Linked DNA regions of Mus musculus: region 2 is linked to region 1. The links are chromatin loops, found by intact Hi-C in ENCODE. Cell type or tissue: gastrocnemius. All regions are shown on one strand.

Region 1 (8,000 bases):
GCATATTCCTCCAGCTTAGCACTAGTGTCCCTGGTCCACACTGATGCCCCTGGTGGATGCTGTTAGATACTGTGTGAGTATCAATTGGCTGTTGGAGGCAGAGGAGGACTCTTGGCCAACTTCCTAGTCCTGTCTTTGGAGTGCCATAGAGGGGCTCAGAAGCCACCCTGATTGTGTAGTGACCTACATACACACCTGCATAGTACCTCTCCTCAGCTGAGCGGTTGGTCCAGAGTTGGAGCCAAGGGAGGAAGGGCTTGCGAGCAGAGAGGAAGACCAGACTGCACATCCCAGGTCTGGATATGGGCACGTGGCCTGCAGGCTGGGCACATTCAATCAAAATAGGGCAGGTTCTTAGGATTGCGATGGTCCTTCCAAAAGACAGGGTGAAGTGTCCGTCTGGTTACTGAGAGATGGGACCTTTGGGGACCTTTGGGGAGATGTCTTAAATGAAGGAAACTTTTGTCCAGTGGGTTGAGCTTTGTTCTCACAGGGCCTGTGTCCATCATGGGCTTTCCAGCTGCCATGACAGAGCCCCACCCTAAGCCAGAGGGGTGTCATTGCCTCAACCCCCAGAGGGGCTGAGTCGGGGGCTCAGGAGTTGGATGTGAGATGCTATGGTGTTCAGGATCCCTTTTCTAAGCAAGCTACTGCAAGAAATGACTCAGCATCCCAACTGTCATGTCCTCCTGGCCTCTCAGGACCCACAAGGGCTCCAGGAGGAAGGGGATAAAGGTGTCCTGTCTCAGGGTCATCCCTGACCCAGCCAACTTCAAAGCGCCAGGGCATCTCTGGAAATACCTTCCCGTTGGCACCCACACAACCTTTTGGGAGCAGGTGCCAGCCCTCAGTACACAAGTACCAAGGAGGGGCCTGAAAGAGGAGAGGCCAAGGGCTCCATGGCCAGAGCTGCCCCTCAGCCTGGGTGGGCACCGGAGTGTCTCTGTCAGGGAATGCCCCCCCTTGTGTGGCATCAATAATAAGAATGTATCAGATAACAGCAGAAACAAAACAAGGTACCGCAGTGCCACCTTATCTGTGGGCTGTGGCAGTGCCACCCAGGTCTCTGTGCTTATCTGGGGGCTGGCAGAGTTCGGATTCATTCCTCTTGGGTTGCAGGAGATACTGGGATATTTATGGAATGTCCTCAAAGGCCTTGGGCTGAACCTCTTCCGTTTAGAGAAGAAAGTACAGGCTGCCCAGGCCCATCTCCAGGCTCCTCGCCCTTGGCTGTGCAGAAAGCCAGTGAGCCAGCCACATTTCCTGAGACAGCTTCTTGAAGCAGGTGCCGGGCAGCCTTTGCCTGTGTGGCCTGTGGGAATTACTGACCACATACACTTAGCTCCTCAGGTCCAGCCTTGCCCCGCCAGGCTTATATCGTCCCATCAAAGGCACAGTACCTGACATAGTCGCAGGTGCCTGGGCGTATCTCATGCCCCCTCCTCCCACCCATCAACAGTGGCAGAGGCTAGCCCATGCATTCTTCCAGTGCAGAGTGTTGCTGGAGCCTCCTCGCCAGCTCAACCTTTCTGTACTGTTGCTTTCAGGACCTTGGTCCCTCATCCTGTGGCACCCAGCTCAGCCGGCCCCGCCTTCTCCCCTTGTTCTCATTCTCATCTCACAAGTGTTGTCTCTGATCTCAGAGGGATGGATCCCTGTGGTCCTAATGGAGAGGCTAAGAGCACACAGATGTGGGTCTGACATCTGCCACGTACTGGAGACACTGACAGGGCCACCGCTTCCTGGTTGGCCTCTTCCATGTTTCCTTCAGTCTGTCCCATGGCCAAGCAGAAGACATTAGCCACCATGTCAAGCACGCCAAATTCCAGGATGCTGTGTCCAGCTTGGTGTCAGGTCCTGAACTGTTACCTGGGCCCTGATGACATTTGGGCTCAAGTGGAACCAACAACAGCAGACACAGCCAAGCCAAGCCTGGGTTCTTTCTTGAGCCTCCCAAGCCCAACGAGCACATCAGGGGTCAAGAACCCCACTTTAGCCCTCATTACCGCTCTGTGAACAGAGCGCATGTGAGGAGATGCAGCCTGACCAGGCAGTGTCAGACATGAATATGAATTCTCCAGGAGAGAGAACCAGGTAGGCGGGCCTGCAGGACACAGAGTGTCCTGGGAAAGGTCCTACCTCTAGGCTTCTTGGGTGTCTCGCTCATACTTAGATGGTTCATAGTACTGGTTTGCATATATTGAGGGCCACTAGCACACACTGGGAAGGGCCAGGCACCAGAGATGGCACTTTCACATCATGGACACCTTTTTCTCTAGCACCCTTGGACCACCTAGAGTGCCACAGACCTCAGCAGTGGTTTCCCTGTCCCTAAAGCTGCATCCAACACAGCGTCATCTCCTTTTCCTAAGGCTGCGGAGCCCCGTCACTGAACCATGCCTGTCGGCCTGCTATGCCCTGAGCTCTGTGGTCAGTACACTCCCTGTGCACTCATCCATATATCCTACTCGGTCCTGGGACACAGAGGGCACCAGATGCATCACCTGCACACAATGACTGACTTCCATACAGCTTAGAAAAGCTTCCTCCCCACCCAGGGCAGTGCTCCCCACCCACCCAGATCAGTGTTCCTTCCCACTCAGATCAGTGCTCCTCCCACCCAGGGCAGTGCTCCCCTGCCTCCTCCCCACCCAAGGCAGTGCCCCCCCATTTCCCCTGCTTTTTTCTCCTTCATTCCCTCATTACACAATTATTTACAGAACTGACTTGGGTCTGTCCTAATGCTCCTCAAGTGGGCCATTTCTGGTCATGAGAAACAGGCTGTGACATTCTGCAGGATGGGCAGGGGCACCGCAGCCATTGGGAGAAACAAGTGCCTGCTCTGAGTCAGTATCACCTGGCTTGTGTCAGCTGCCAGTGAGGCATAGCCTTTGACTCTCCTTGACATGGGAGCAGACAGTGCAGGGACATGAAGGAGGGAGGACTCTGGCTCCTGTAGCACCCATGGGGCCTGGACACGCCTCAGTGGCCCCCGTCCAAACAGGTTGTAAGACCTGCCTGACTCAGTAGCAGCTATGGGGCCTGCCGTGTAAGTGAGAGATGACAGAGCCAGCCATGAGCCATGGTCACCACTAGAGACGACGGGAAGGTCCCCATTCAGGCCAGGATGAGGGGACATGGGAGATTTGTCTAAAGCAAAGCCAAGGATGGCAGGCAGTCCAGTGGTCCCAACACCTTTCTGGCCCATGTCAAGAATGAAAACTACTCATCACATGAGGGGACAATGATAACTCAGCTCTTTGCTCTACTCTAAGATTGCGTGGCTAGCCCACCGTTCCAGGTTACAAAATCAGAGAAGCCCAGAGGGCACCGCACAGATGGCAGAGCCCAGGGCAGAAGCTGACCTTGGCTCCTGGCCCACATCACAGCAGACCATGGCACAGGTCCTCCGGAACCAGCACTCTGCAGGGTGTCATAGCTCCCCGGACAGTTTACAAGACTGGACTGGCTCTCCTCCCCACGCCTGACCCTCACAGCTTAGGTCAGACAGAGTGATTCATAGGCCATGAGGCGGGGCCATGTCTCTGCTGTCCAGCAGGGGGCCACAGAAGGGTGAGCACTGGGTTCTGTGGCAGGACAGGGACAGGACTCTAAGGCTGCTTCTTTAGACAATCATTCCACTGGGAAGCAGGGAGATTGCCCTTGGGGACAGTGACACTGGTGGATCTGGTAGATCCTGAGCCATGGGTAAGGCACAGATTCCCCCTTGCTTCTATTGAGAGACTTGTAGTGGGTAGAGGGGAAGGCCAGGCATCTGACTGCCTTTCCTTGTGTGTGTGTGTGGTGTATATGTGTGGTGTGTGTGGGGTGTGGGGTGTATGTATGATGTGTGTGTGTGGTGTGTGTGTGTGTGTGTGGTGTGTGTGTAGGGGTGTATGTGTGTGGTGTGTGTGGTGTATGTAAGTGTGTGTGTGTAGTGTGGGGGCTGTATGAGTAGGGTGTGTGTGTGGTGTGAGGGGATATATGTGTGGTATGTGGTATGTGGGGTGTGTGTGTGCTGTGTGGTATGTGGGGTGTATGTGTGGTGTGTGTGTGTAGGGGTGTATGTGTGTGGTGCATGTGTGTGTGTGGTATGTGTGTGTGTGTGTGTGTGTGTGTGTGTGTGTGTGTAGTGTGGGGGCTGTATGAGTAGGGTATGTGTGTGTAGAGTGCTAGTCTTGTGGGGCTGTGTGGTTCGTGCATGTGGGGGTGCCTGTGCTTGTTCCCATGTGCAGTAATGTGTGTGCTCTTAGTGTAGGGGATTATATGTGTGTTTCATGCCCGTGTGTATGATGTCTGTCACTCCCATCGTGTTTGTGTGTGAGTATGGTGTATGGCATGTGTGGTGTGTTTGTGTGTATGTGTAGGGTGTGTGTATGCGCGCAGAGTATATATGTGGTGTGTGTGTGTGTGTGTGTGTGTGTGTGGTGTGTATGTACACGTGTGTGTGTGGTGTATGTGTATGTGTGTGTGGTGTGTGTGGTGTAGTGTGGTGTGGTGTGTAAGTACAGGTGCCTGTGGAAGCAAGAAGAGAGCACCAGATCCCTTGGGTCTGAGATTGCAGGCAGTGATGAGCTGTCTGATGTGGGTGCTGGGAACCAAATCCAGGTTCAAGAGCAGCAAGCATCGTAAGAGCCGAGCCTTCTTCCCTGCTGCAGAGGTGTACCTTTTAAAGTCTGGATTACATTATTCCAACACAGAGACATGAAGGCAGAGAAGGCCAGCTTCTTCAGGTGCTGCTAGGCCGACAGGGTGTCTATTTGGGGCCCATCTCTCACTTCTTGATCCCCGCCCTGGCCCCCATAGCTTCTCTGCATGCCTGCCCTCTGATTCCCCAAATAGGACTAGACAGCTTTCTCTCTTTATTTCACTAACCCATCCAATACTGACAGACAAGGAGCTGCCATGTCTCCCATGCTGAGGGGGGTGCTCCTGGACATGTGGTCAGGACAGACCTTCAGTCTGGTGAGGGTCACAGAGAAGCCGCGATGGAGCTTGAGGGGAAGCAGTACTCACTCCTTTAGCTACGTTTTCTTGTCACTGTGACACAGTAGCCATTAGTCAGCCTCTCTCTTCCCATGGGAGTCTCCTTGAGGGTGTGGACTTGGTGTTAGAAATGAAGCTGGGACAGAGCCTTTGAGGTCACCATGGAATAGTCTAAGGTGGCCAAAGGAGAAAACTGCCAGAGTTTGACAGGATGGACTTCGAACCCTGCTTATCCGTTGGATGGGGTGGATTTATTGTTGGAAAACCAGGAAGACTCAAGGACCCTGGTCCAAGGCTGGGCTACAGCTAACAGGGCCTGTGTCTGTGGTTGCCTCCCCCCCCCCCCCATCCTGGGCTTCAGCGTGTGTTGGGTTAGGAGTAGGGTCCTGGGGATACAGGCTCTATATCCTGTTATGGTTGAGTCCTAAGTGTCCCACAGGTTTGTGTTTTGACACTTGTTATACACTTGGCAGCACTATTTGAGGAACCTCAGGTGAGGCCTCGATGGAGGAGGTGTGTCACTAGGGTTATGTCTGGCCCCTCCTTCAGGCCTCATTCAATCTCTGCTTCACTGTGATAGTCTCGACCACACACCGCATGATCTGAGCTGCCCGGCCACGTCTTCCCTAATTGTATCTATTGGGCATTTTGGTCACAGTTAAGTGAAGGGAACACATATGCCAGCCTTGAGCAGTGATGAATGCAAAGGACCAAACTGTTGAAAAGAAGAGAGGTAGAGAGCAATGCCTAAGTTCCATATGGGGCAGATACACAGGCAGCGGCGAGTTCCCCTGGAGCAAGGGCATGACCAGATAGGTCACTCCTTGGCTGAGGGGCCTGGTGCAGAATACCAGGGCCTGTGCAGATGGTAAGGATTTTCAGACAGGCTGGGAAGATGGTGCAAACATAGACACATCTGGAAAGCGGGAGCCTCAGTTGAGGAACTGTCTCCTTCAGACTGGCCTGTGGGTTTACCTGTGGTACATTTTCTCCATTGTTAATTGATGTGGAAGATCCCAGCCCACTGTGGGTGTTGCAATCCCTAGGCTGTTGGGCCTGAGCTATATAAGAAAAGTAGATGAACAAGCCAGAGGGAGCAAGCCAGTTAGCTGCACTTCTCCATGGTCTCTGCTACCGTTCCTGTCTCTAGGTCCCTGCCTTGAGCTTCTGTCCTGGCTTCCCCTGATGATGGACAGTGATCTGTAACCCAATAAGCTCTTCCCTTCCTCCTTCCCTTCCTCCTTCTCTTCCTCCCTTCTTCCCCTCCTCCAAATTGCTTTTAGTCAATGATTTATCACAGCATCATAAAGCAAACTAAGGCGACACTGAAGTATAGATGAAGACCCAAGTTCCAACCCTCTGGACCCATGTAAAACATTGGCTATGATGGCACATGCCCGTGATCCTAGCCTTGAAGAGGTGGAGATAGGAGGAACCCATGGAACTTGTTAGCCATCCAATCTAGACAGAGTACTGAGTTCCATGTTTAGTGAGAGACCCTGCTTCAAAAAATAAGGGGAGAGTGGTTGACACATAATGTTGCCCTATGAGCTCCGAATACACATATCCACACATGTTCACACCCACTTGTGCAACACACACACACACACACACACACACACACACACACTCTATATCCAGTGGTCTCAGAAAATTAACCCCTGTGCAAGGCCTTCTGGGTAGGTTCCTGTATGGCCCTTCCCTTCTTTAGACTTGGGTAGAGAACCCTGGCCAGAGGTTCCTGCCTGGCAGGACCCAAGAGCTCAACTAACTGTCTCTCAGGGCATGAGGTGTTCTCTTAAAAATAGACACTTGACTTTCTGGAATAGAGAAGGCAGGGCTGTAGGAACCTAATGGCTCCCTTGAGAGGCACTGAGCAAGCCCCCTGTCACATCTCAAGGCCCCCACAACAACCCAGGGCCCAGTGGGTTCCTGGAGTCACAGGAGATTTCCAGCACTTTCCTGCTTTAGCCTTCGCTCAGCTAAGCAGGTGCTTGTGCCTCTGTCTGAGCACCTGCCTGGTATCTCAGTGGAACATGGCTGCCTGCTGGGGCTCCTGGCTGGAGGGTGGCTGTCGACTATGACCCCTTGACAAGAAGCTGCAAACATCTGCACACCCTTCTACAGACTCTCAGGTCCCTCTGAGGCCAGGAAACTCCAGAATGGAGTACCTGGCTCCCTGAAGACCGTGCTCTGGCCTAGCCTGGCCCATTCTGTGGAACGAAAAAGGCTGACCAGGAGACCAGTGAAAGCCACAGTCCTCCCCACATTGTCCCTGGGAAGACTGCCTCAGCCGAGGGTGGAGAGGGTGGTCTCCCAGATCCCTCAGAAAGCTGACAAAGCCCTTGGAAGTGAAGCAGAGCTTCCATGCAGTAGAAACTAAAGCCACCTCAAAGGTCATAGTTCACATTGGTTGCCATGGCTGTCAGGAGTGTGATACCCAGCCAGTCACTTGGAGCTGCTCCATGGAGTTCCTCAAACCAGACTGACCAGCGTCCATAGACCCGACAGAAGCCAGTGAGCTCATTCAGATAGGACAAGGAAAACGGTATGCTTTTGAAAATACTGAAGCTGTAAATGCTGACGGTGGAAACCGACTGTGGAAACTCACTGTCAAGCACTGTCAAATCTTCAAAATGAGGCTCAAATACGCAGATATTCGAGATGGCTGCAGGCTGAGACAGCAGGGAACTGAAGCAGAAGTTTACCAGCAATGAGGGAGGAAACTGTGGGCCGCCCACTACACAAGGGCACACCGCTCATTTTTGCACACACACACCCATCACCACTTTCCTGCTGCCTCCTGAGTGCCCCCCTCTGGCTCCTCCCTGCCAGTGCAGGATGACCCCAAAACATCTGTTCTCTCCTTTTCCCCTCCATTGATTTATTTATTCACTTTACATCCTGATCCCAGGCCCCCTCCCCCCCTACAGCCCCTCCCCCTCTCCTTCTCCTTCTCCTCTGAGAAGTGGGAGGCCGCCCCTGGGTACCAACACACCCTGGCACATCAAGTC
Region 2 (8,000 bases), 93 kb after region 1:
GGCAGACCTATGTGAAATCCACTCCAGAACTGCGCAGTGATCCATCAACAGCCAGTCCCAGGGGTGCCCAGCCCACCCGGAGAGTCAAGCACTGTTGACTATGGAACGGGAGAGTGCCAAGTCCCAGCGTGAGAGCCTTCATATGATGGCTGGGGCTGTCCCTGACCCTGCATCCTGGGCTGCTTCTGGAGACACGGTCACCATGGGAAACAAGTTCTACCAGACCAAGGGCCGCAGGCTTCACTGTACTGTCACACCTGTGTAGGAATGGGCAAACAACCCATCCACCTGCTGTGGCAAAGGGGAGGAGCTGAGGCCTTCTGTCCATGGGTTCCGGTAAGGGTTTTGGTCTTTGGAAAGGCTTCGTAGGACATATATGTATGAAAGCTGCCCTATTTCAAAGTTGAACAGAGGGAAGCCCAGGACACAGAGCCACCCACCTAAAGCCACACAGCAGCTCAGGACACTCTCATTCAGAGTCTCAAGACCTTGCACCAAAGATAACAGAGACCTTGGGTACACAAAGCCATGTGCCACCTTCAGTCCAGGGAGGGGACAACCCCAGGATGCTTCAGCCCCTTCCTAAAATGCCTGGAGCCCCCAAAGACCTGCATTGAGAGCTACTCCCCCCCCCCTCCTGTCTGGTCTGGGTATGGAGTACTCCCTGCAAGAGGCTCCACCCCCAGCTGCTGCTGGTGGTGATACTGAGTGCTAATTGGATAATGAGAACATCTGCTTCACTAGCAGTCCACAGAGATTTGCTATAGGGATGCTCTATGAGGAGGGACAAAAAGCCCGTGTGGAAGAAGTGGCTGAGCGGACAGGATACCATATCCCTGGCCCAGCTGTCTCTGTCCTCTCTCTCTCCATTTCCTGGCAACCTTGAGGTAAGCAGTCTCAGGGCCACACACTTCCCCACGCTTCAGTCTTTCCACAGACCTAGAAGCAATGGAGCCCCAGCCATGGGTAGGGCCTTTGAAGCAGGAGCCAACAAGAATCTTTCCTCTTTTATGTTGATTTTTCTTGGATATTTTGTCACAGAGACAGAAATTAATATGCCCGCCAAGACAGCTACCTGCAACCATTGCAGTAGGCCAGCCAGAGCTGTGCCTGCACCCCACAGGCCCCCCGACTCATGCAAGACTGCCACTGCTCACTGCCCATGCACTCACAGGTGCTCAGGCTTTAGGCTTTCTCCATCTTAGGAAAGAATCAGAGAACCCATCCAGGAACCACATCCAGGCCCAGTGGTGTCTCCCTGTTTCCTATTCTGGGCTTGCTCTTTTCCTAGTTAGAGCCACAGACCCTGGCGTGCCACAGGAGGTAGCATGTTCCTCTCTTCAGTGTGCATGGGGCTGGCTCCTCAGCTTCCTGTGACACCCAGTGTGCCAAAGAGGCAGATGGAGAGGACATGGGAGCCAAAGCTGCCTGAGCCACCACGCTGGCCAGTGAGCACAGGGACGCCTCATCCCACACGTCTGTAAGGGGAGGAGAAGGAAACTGCCTTAGGCTATGGAAATAGCCCCACTTCTTCTTGAGAGACAAAGGACACAGAACACCAAAGATCCCTTGGTGTCCGAAATGGTGTTCCTGGCCCTTGGGTAGCTCTCAGATGGTTACTTCAACCTCAGCCCAGTCCCTGGAATTCCAAGGTTGTTCCAGCTGCTCAAAGCATCAAAAACTTGTTATGACTCCACACAGGCCTCAGAGATATAAGACACAACAGTGGTAAATACCTGGTCCTCAGAGGCTCCAGGAGGCTTTGTTCTGCCTCTTCCCGGTAGCCTTGGCATCCCCTAACCCGTGTCCGTATTACTTCAATGCCACCCTGTTGCTGCATGGCCACTCCCTCTATCTTTGCCTCACGTGCCCTAAGTAAGGACCCGTACTGTTATGCTGGGTGGTCTGGATGCTGCAGAAGGCTCTCCATCCAGCCTGAATCCTATGCACAAAACCATTTGCTACAGAAGGAGATGATGCTAGGTTGAGTGTCACAGGGCATCTTTGGGGTCCATGTGTAGTCTGCCATCTTCATCTCTTCTCATAACAAGGAGGTCACAGAACCACCCTGGTGAGTGGCCAGAGCAGGCCTCATGTCTTGCAGGGATGGAACTGAAGCCAAGCTGTGCCAATTGATGTTGATACTGAACTACTATCCCTGCTTGTCTGTCCACTGTGGTACTGAGTAGGTCAGTACTGCTCTGAAATCTAGGGATTCCTCACTGGGGCTACGAGTCTGACCATATCCTCCTCCGCCAAACAGTTAATGGGGCTCCTCTGTGAACACAGTAGCTCTGACCAGATGCCTCTTGGGGTCAACAGGGACATCTGTGGTGACACAGCTCTACTCAACCCCAGCCACACCAAGCATCCACATGCCCCAGTGCCCTACCCAGCCCACACCGTGGTATCTGTCTCTTGGAATAAAAGCAACCAGGTACAGGCCAGCCCAGCCCAATGTTAACTTCACAGGGAAGGGAGGACCACAGAGGCCAGAGGCGGAGGTGAAAGCAGATGACCTTCAGGAGCAACCCTGTTAGAAGAGACTTCTTCCAGGGAAAGAGACTGGTCTTTTAACCCTTCTGTGGTCATGTGCTTCGTGGGTTGCCTTTTTCTTTTTTTTTAAGGTTCATTTTTATTTATTTTATTTATTTTATTATTTGTTTGTTTGTTTGTTTGTTTGTTTGTTTCGAGACAGGGTTTCTCTGTATAGCTCTGGCTGTCCTGGAACTCACTCTGTAGACCAGGCTGGCCTTGAACTCAGAAATTCGCCTGCCTCTGCCTCCCAAGTGCTGGGATTTAAGGTGTGCACCACCACCGCTGGCTTTTAAGGTTCGTTTTTAATTACCTGTGTAGGTCTTTGTCTTAGAGAAGGCATGTACATGTGTAAGTGTACTCCCACAGAGACAGCTCTGGTCCTCTGGTGCTGGGGGTTCCCAGCAGTTGTGAACCACCCCATATGGGTCTAGGATGCAAACACTGGCCACACAGAGGAGCAGTGCAGTCTCTTAACCACGGAACAATCGCTCTGGGCCCTGCTTGACTTTTTGCTGTTGTTCTTTTGATCTATCAGAGGGTTGTTTCTGCCGAATTAAAAACCTGGCCTTCCAAAAGAAATGGATTAGGAAACTGCAAACAAAGACAGAAGACAAACAAACAGCACTGAAAGTTCTAGGAAGTTCTAGAACACGGGCAATGTCAGCCAGGCTCTGCTCCCTTGAAAGCACGCGGATTCTTCGCCACTAGGTGGCCAATTACAGCTGCAGGGGTCCTCTGAGAAACCTTTCGCAGGGAGCCCCTCTAATACCTGCCAAGCACAATGGGATATGGAGGGAGGGCAAACAGGAATGGAAGACACGGGTCCTCTGCTACCCCGCTTCAGAGGAGGGGCCCAAGGGAGACGAGCCTGCTGGACACTGGCGCCTTTCCATTCTTGAGAAAGAATTGGACCTCCTACAGAAAACACACTGTACCTGCCAAGGCTGTCAGACGCTGCTAGCAGGGCAGTGCTTTTAGATCCTCGATTACTAGGGGGTAGCAGACTAAGGGGCGATGGTCTCTTAGCTCCCTGGAAGCAGGACCCTGGCCCATGTCAAGACTGTAACCTAAAAATTCCAGGAAGCCTCTGGACCCTGCTGGTTTGGCTGGTCTAAGAATGTATCTTTCTGTCCACAGTCGCAAGCTGGTGTGAGCACTGGCCCCAGACTTGACTTCCGGAACCCAAACGACTTTTCCTTTTATTAAGACAAGGTCTCACTGTGTAGTCCTAGCTGGCCTGAAACTTGATATATGGACCAGCCTGGCTTCAAACTCATGGAGATCGATGCTGTCTATGTGCTGGGATTAAAGGTGTGTACTACCCTGTCTGGTCCACCTTTCTTGCTGGTTGTGTTTGCACCCCTGCTGTGGCCTTCTCCCCCACCCCATGACAGTCGTCCAGTACCCAGTCACTGAGGCCCAGGCAGCTCAGGCCACGCCCTCAATGGTCCCAGCACTCTCTCCCTGCCTGCTCTACTCATCTGCCAACCTTGCCTGAGATGCTTGCCTCCAGCACTGTTTTTAAACACTCCAGGCTGGGGCTGAGGCTCAGTTAGTAGAATGCTCAGGTACCATTCAAGAAGCCCTGGGTTTCTCCCCCAACACCCCATAGACTTGGTGAGATGCCTGTAATCCTAGCACTTGGGAGGCAGAAACAGAGAGACTACAAAAGCTTGAAGCTATATACTCAACTACACTGTGGGTTTGTCTAACATGTGCTACAAGAGACTCTGTCACTAGGAAGAAAAATCCCGCCAGAATATGCACAGGTGACAGAGACCTTTTATACTTTCAAGGGTCAAATCCCTCTTAATGACCAAGTGGCTCCTCTTCTCCTCTCTGGGGGTAGGTGGGTGGGGGGAGCCCACACACACATCACCAGCTCATGTCTGAGGTGCATGGAGATGAGGGCTTCCAGGTGGGCACTGTCCTCATCAATGGCTACCACTGCAAGCTGGCAGTCCCTAAAGACGATCCTCAAGTCTGGCGGGCTTCAACCAGAGTGCTCAGACCTCTGCTGTGGTGAGGGAGGCGGTATGGACGGACTTCAGAGTTTGACACCATGAGAAGAGACAGACACGCAGGCAGAATGCCATGTGACCCCTCAGAAGATGTGTCTGGACAGACACAAATGAAACCTAGGAAAGGGACGGCCAGGGCCAGAGATACAGGGGGATTGCGAATGGAGCCAGGGTTCTGTTTGCATTGAAGAAAACACACTAAAATGAAAGTGTTATAGAGTCGGCAGCACGGCAGACACAGAAACCCAGAGAGCTACACACTTCACCAGGGAGGACTGCACACTCCATGGACTGCATCTCAGTAAATCTTTTTTGTGGGAATCCCATCTGGAAGGCAGATGCTTCGCAGTGGGACAGGCCTGGGCTGCAGGGGGGGCTCAGCAGCTTCCTGGCCAGGTGGTTCTGGCCAGTGTCCACGCCTCTCTGAGGTCCAAATCTCCCTGACCATAAACCCAGGTTACAACTGTTTGCCTTGCTCAGTTGTTTGGGGCTCTGGGAAGATGGGAAGGCACCACTCAAACTGCCCGGCATGCAGGAGATCAGCCCGGAGGCCTCAAAGAGCAGCCCTGGCACTGTCAATGGCACTGCAGCCCAGAGCCTTGTGGCTAATTTTTATCCATGCCACCTGAGCCAAACCCAGCTGTTCCTATCAGCTGGGAAGAGAGAGCTGAGCCACTCAGAGGCCAGTGCCCCAGAACCACCAGCAAGAAAATGCTCAAGGAAGTGCACACACACATGCACACACACATTCACACACACACACACACACACACACACACACACACACACGCACACACCTGCTCCAGCTCAGTGAGGGCTTTGAGGGCAACTCGGGCAGTGAGAGACCCTATTGTGGGGTCTCCAAGCTGGCACTGAGAGAGGTGTGGCTCTAAGCAGAGGCCCTCACCTTGGCCAGTGCAGATCTCAAGGCCCAGAGGAAGGCATCTACTGTGCAGGTTCTAAGCAGGCTGCCTGTTGCTCCTGTAAGTGGGAGGGCTTCTGTACTACCGTGAGAACAGCGCTAGAAACTGACAGCTCTCCATCCCAAACACAGCCGTCATGGGGCCGGAGGCAGGAGCCGTGTGAGACTCTCAGGGTAACCCTGCTCGGGGCTCGGGTATGGAGAAGAGCAGTTCCTGCCCTGGGACAATTTTGGAATTCCTCAAGGTACCACCTCCCCCCAAAAAAGAAGAGCCTGAAAAGCTACATGTGCACAGAAAACCCAACAGCCCCAAAGCTAAGGGACAGAGGGGCAGCGGGAGACAAACTAGGGGGACAAACTAGGTTCAGGGCCTGCAGCTGCCACCCCCATCTAAGGGAGTGTTTGTCCTTAGCAGTGTGGTGGAGCAGCAGACCTGGGGGTAGCCGCACAGCAGCTGGACACCAGGAATGACACAAGGACACTCAGCACCCTAGTCCAGCATCTAACCTGCTGATCACGGAGGCCAAGGGCACTCCAAGAGCCCAGCACTCTCGATGCAATCACACTGGGGTTAGAACTGCTGGTTTGGGCCTATGTTTTTTTTTTTTTAAGACCACCTGTGCCCTCTTGCTGATGCTGAGGATACAGAACGACGTGAGGAATCGTGAGCACCTGGCACCACTCACACACATTCACCCCAGATTTCTACACTAAGTGTAACCACACTTGAGGGGAACACAAGGCTGATGCCGAGCGCGGCGTCAGGTGAGCCTCATCCCCTCCCCTTGCTCTCTGAAGCTTCAGAAACCATCCAGGGTCCCAGCCCTCACTGCCTCTATCACCCCACTGAGAAACACCGAGGCAGACTCCATTTGGGGGCTCCAACTCCAGTTGTGCCTGCAGAGGAGCCTTCCGAGAAAGTTCCAGGAAGTTTATCCTTAGAAGCCGAGATTGTCACTTTCGTTCATGGCCCAAATCCTTAATGGGAAACAGACACATCAAATAACCCAGAAGGGGCCTGCTTTGAGTCCCGTCCAAGGAAAAGGGTCGTGAAGAGACCAGTACTTAGAAATACCATAAAAATGGGTAGTTAGCAGAAGCATATACCTAAAGTAGCTCGTCTGTGGTTGTAAACTGTCTGGTCTGGCTGGCCCGTTAGCAAGTTGGGAGGACCCAGCACTCCTGCCCCCTACTTTGTCAAAAACAACAACAAAACCAAAGAACCAGTGACAGCAGGCACTCAGAATAGAATGTCTAACCAAATCAGTTTGTGGCATCAATACACAGGACTGACAGATGATCCCGACACCTGGAAAGCATCACGGAAGACTCAAAATAGCCATCACAGACACCCTCGCAATGCCAGAGCCAAGGTGTGCCCAGATCTCTCCACCTACGGAGCTAATCTCCCTTCTCAGTCCCTAGACTTTGATCCAGCAACTGGAATCTTCAGCAGGAAAACAAAACACTTTGTTTCGCCTTGAAGATGTTTCCAGATTTCCAGCTCACACGACTGGCTTGCAAGTCTGAATGTATTAATAATAAGAAACACAGACTGCCCTGCCCGCACCAGACCCGAACTCCTAACAAACCACAGCCCACAGCCCTGCCGCCCCTGAAGCCCGTGCCTGGCGGGCCACTTACCAGAGTTGGAGCTGAGGCACGGCTACTGTGGGGCTCGGGTGGCAGCTATCTTCAGGGCCTGCATTCAGGACCCCGGTGCCCGATGCAGTGTGTCTGGGTCCACATCTCCCTCACTTGAGCTGGCTCTCAGCTGGGAAGTCTCAAGTTCCAGGCGGCCTGGGATTCCCTCTCTGCTCACAGACACTTAACCCTGCTGTGCCTGGGCGAAGGGGTTTGCACTGAGCTGTCTTCTCCGTTAGAACTCAAAGTCTGCTGCCCTCATAGGCTAAGCATCCGGCTGGCTTTCCTTCTTGTTCGCTCCTCAGGAACTCGAACACGTGGCTAAGATTCGGGGAGGCGCGGCTCAAGAGTGGGTGGCTTCACAAAAGCTGGCTCTCCTTTCCAGAGAAGCAAGGGGGTACGCACCTGCTGGCAGAGAAGGTGAAAGGTCCTCACTGGGGGGGTGGGGGTGCTGCACTTGTGTCTGCGGGATATCCCTGAGCTGCAGGGGGGTATTCCTGGGAGAGGTGATGTTCATACCCCACCTCAGACTCAATAAAGCAGTGGGGAACCCCAGTGTACCCCTCACTTCTTCATGGGGAACTCGGCCTGCCCTTACACTTCCAGAGGCTGCAATATAGAAGCCACATCCAGCCGTGACAATGGGGACGAAGCTGTACTGGCAGCTGACTAACCGTGGTTCTGGGGCAGAGGCCACAGCAGAGTCCCTCTGAGCTGAGTGGCCCATTCTGTCTGCTAACAGCCTCGCTGGTGCTCATGAACTACTAGGGAAACTGAGTCAGCAGCTGTAACTTATCTGGGTCACATCTATCAAGCTTCTGCCCCAGGTTAGGGCCGGGGTAAGAAGGGAGCAAGTGGCACTCAGGCTACTGACC

Evidence for each region. Peaks named below come from ENCODE experiments on the same cell type or tissue, not always from the same donor. Only the 100,000 strongest peaks of a DNase experiment are listed, where the experiment ranks them.
Region 2: a loop joins it to region 1, with 2.2 times the contacts of the local background. A loop is called at or near these places in 3 of 42 quality-filtered maps.

Annotation. Positions count from the first base shown.
Region 1 is chr8:122,135,479-122,143,478 of GRCm38, reverse strand. It overlaps a transcript of Zfp469 not described here. Among named protein-coding and RNA genes, the nearest start is that of Gm39268, 11 kb to the left of the region's middle. In gastrocnemius, CTCF peaks have their summits at 43, 3,547 (motif pointing right) and 7,804 (motif pointing left); a DNase peak (open chromatin) is centred at 3,455; H3K27ac peaks cover 929 bases.
Region 2 is chr8:122,042,824-122,050,823 of GRCm38, reverse strand. It overlaps a transcript of Zfp469 not described here. Among named protein-coding and RNA genes, the nearest start is that of Gm34413, 48 kb to the left of the region's middle. In gastrocnemius, a CTCF peak has its summit at 3,219; DNase peaks (open chromatin) are centred at 12, 1,391, 4,586 and 5,041; H3K4me3 peaks cover 2,111 bases; H3K27ac peaks cover 4,901 bases.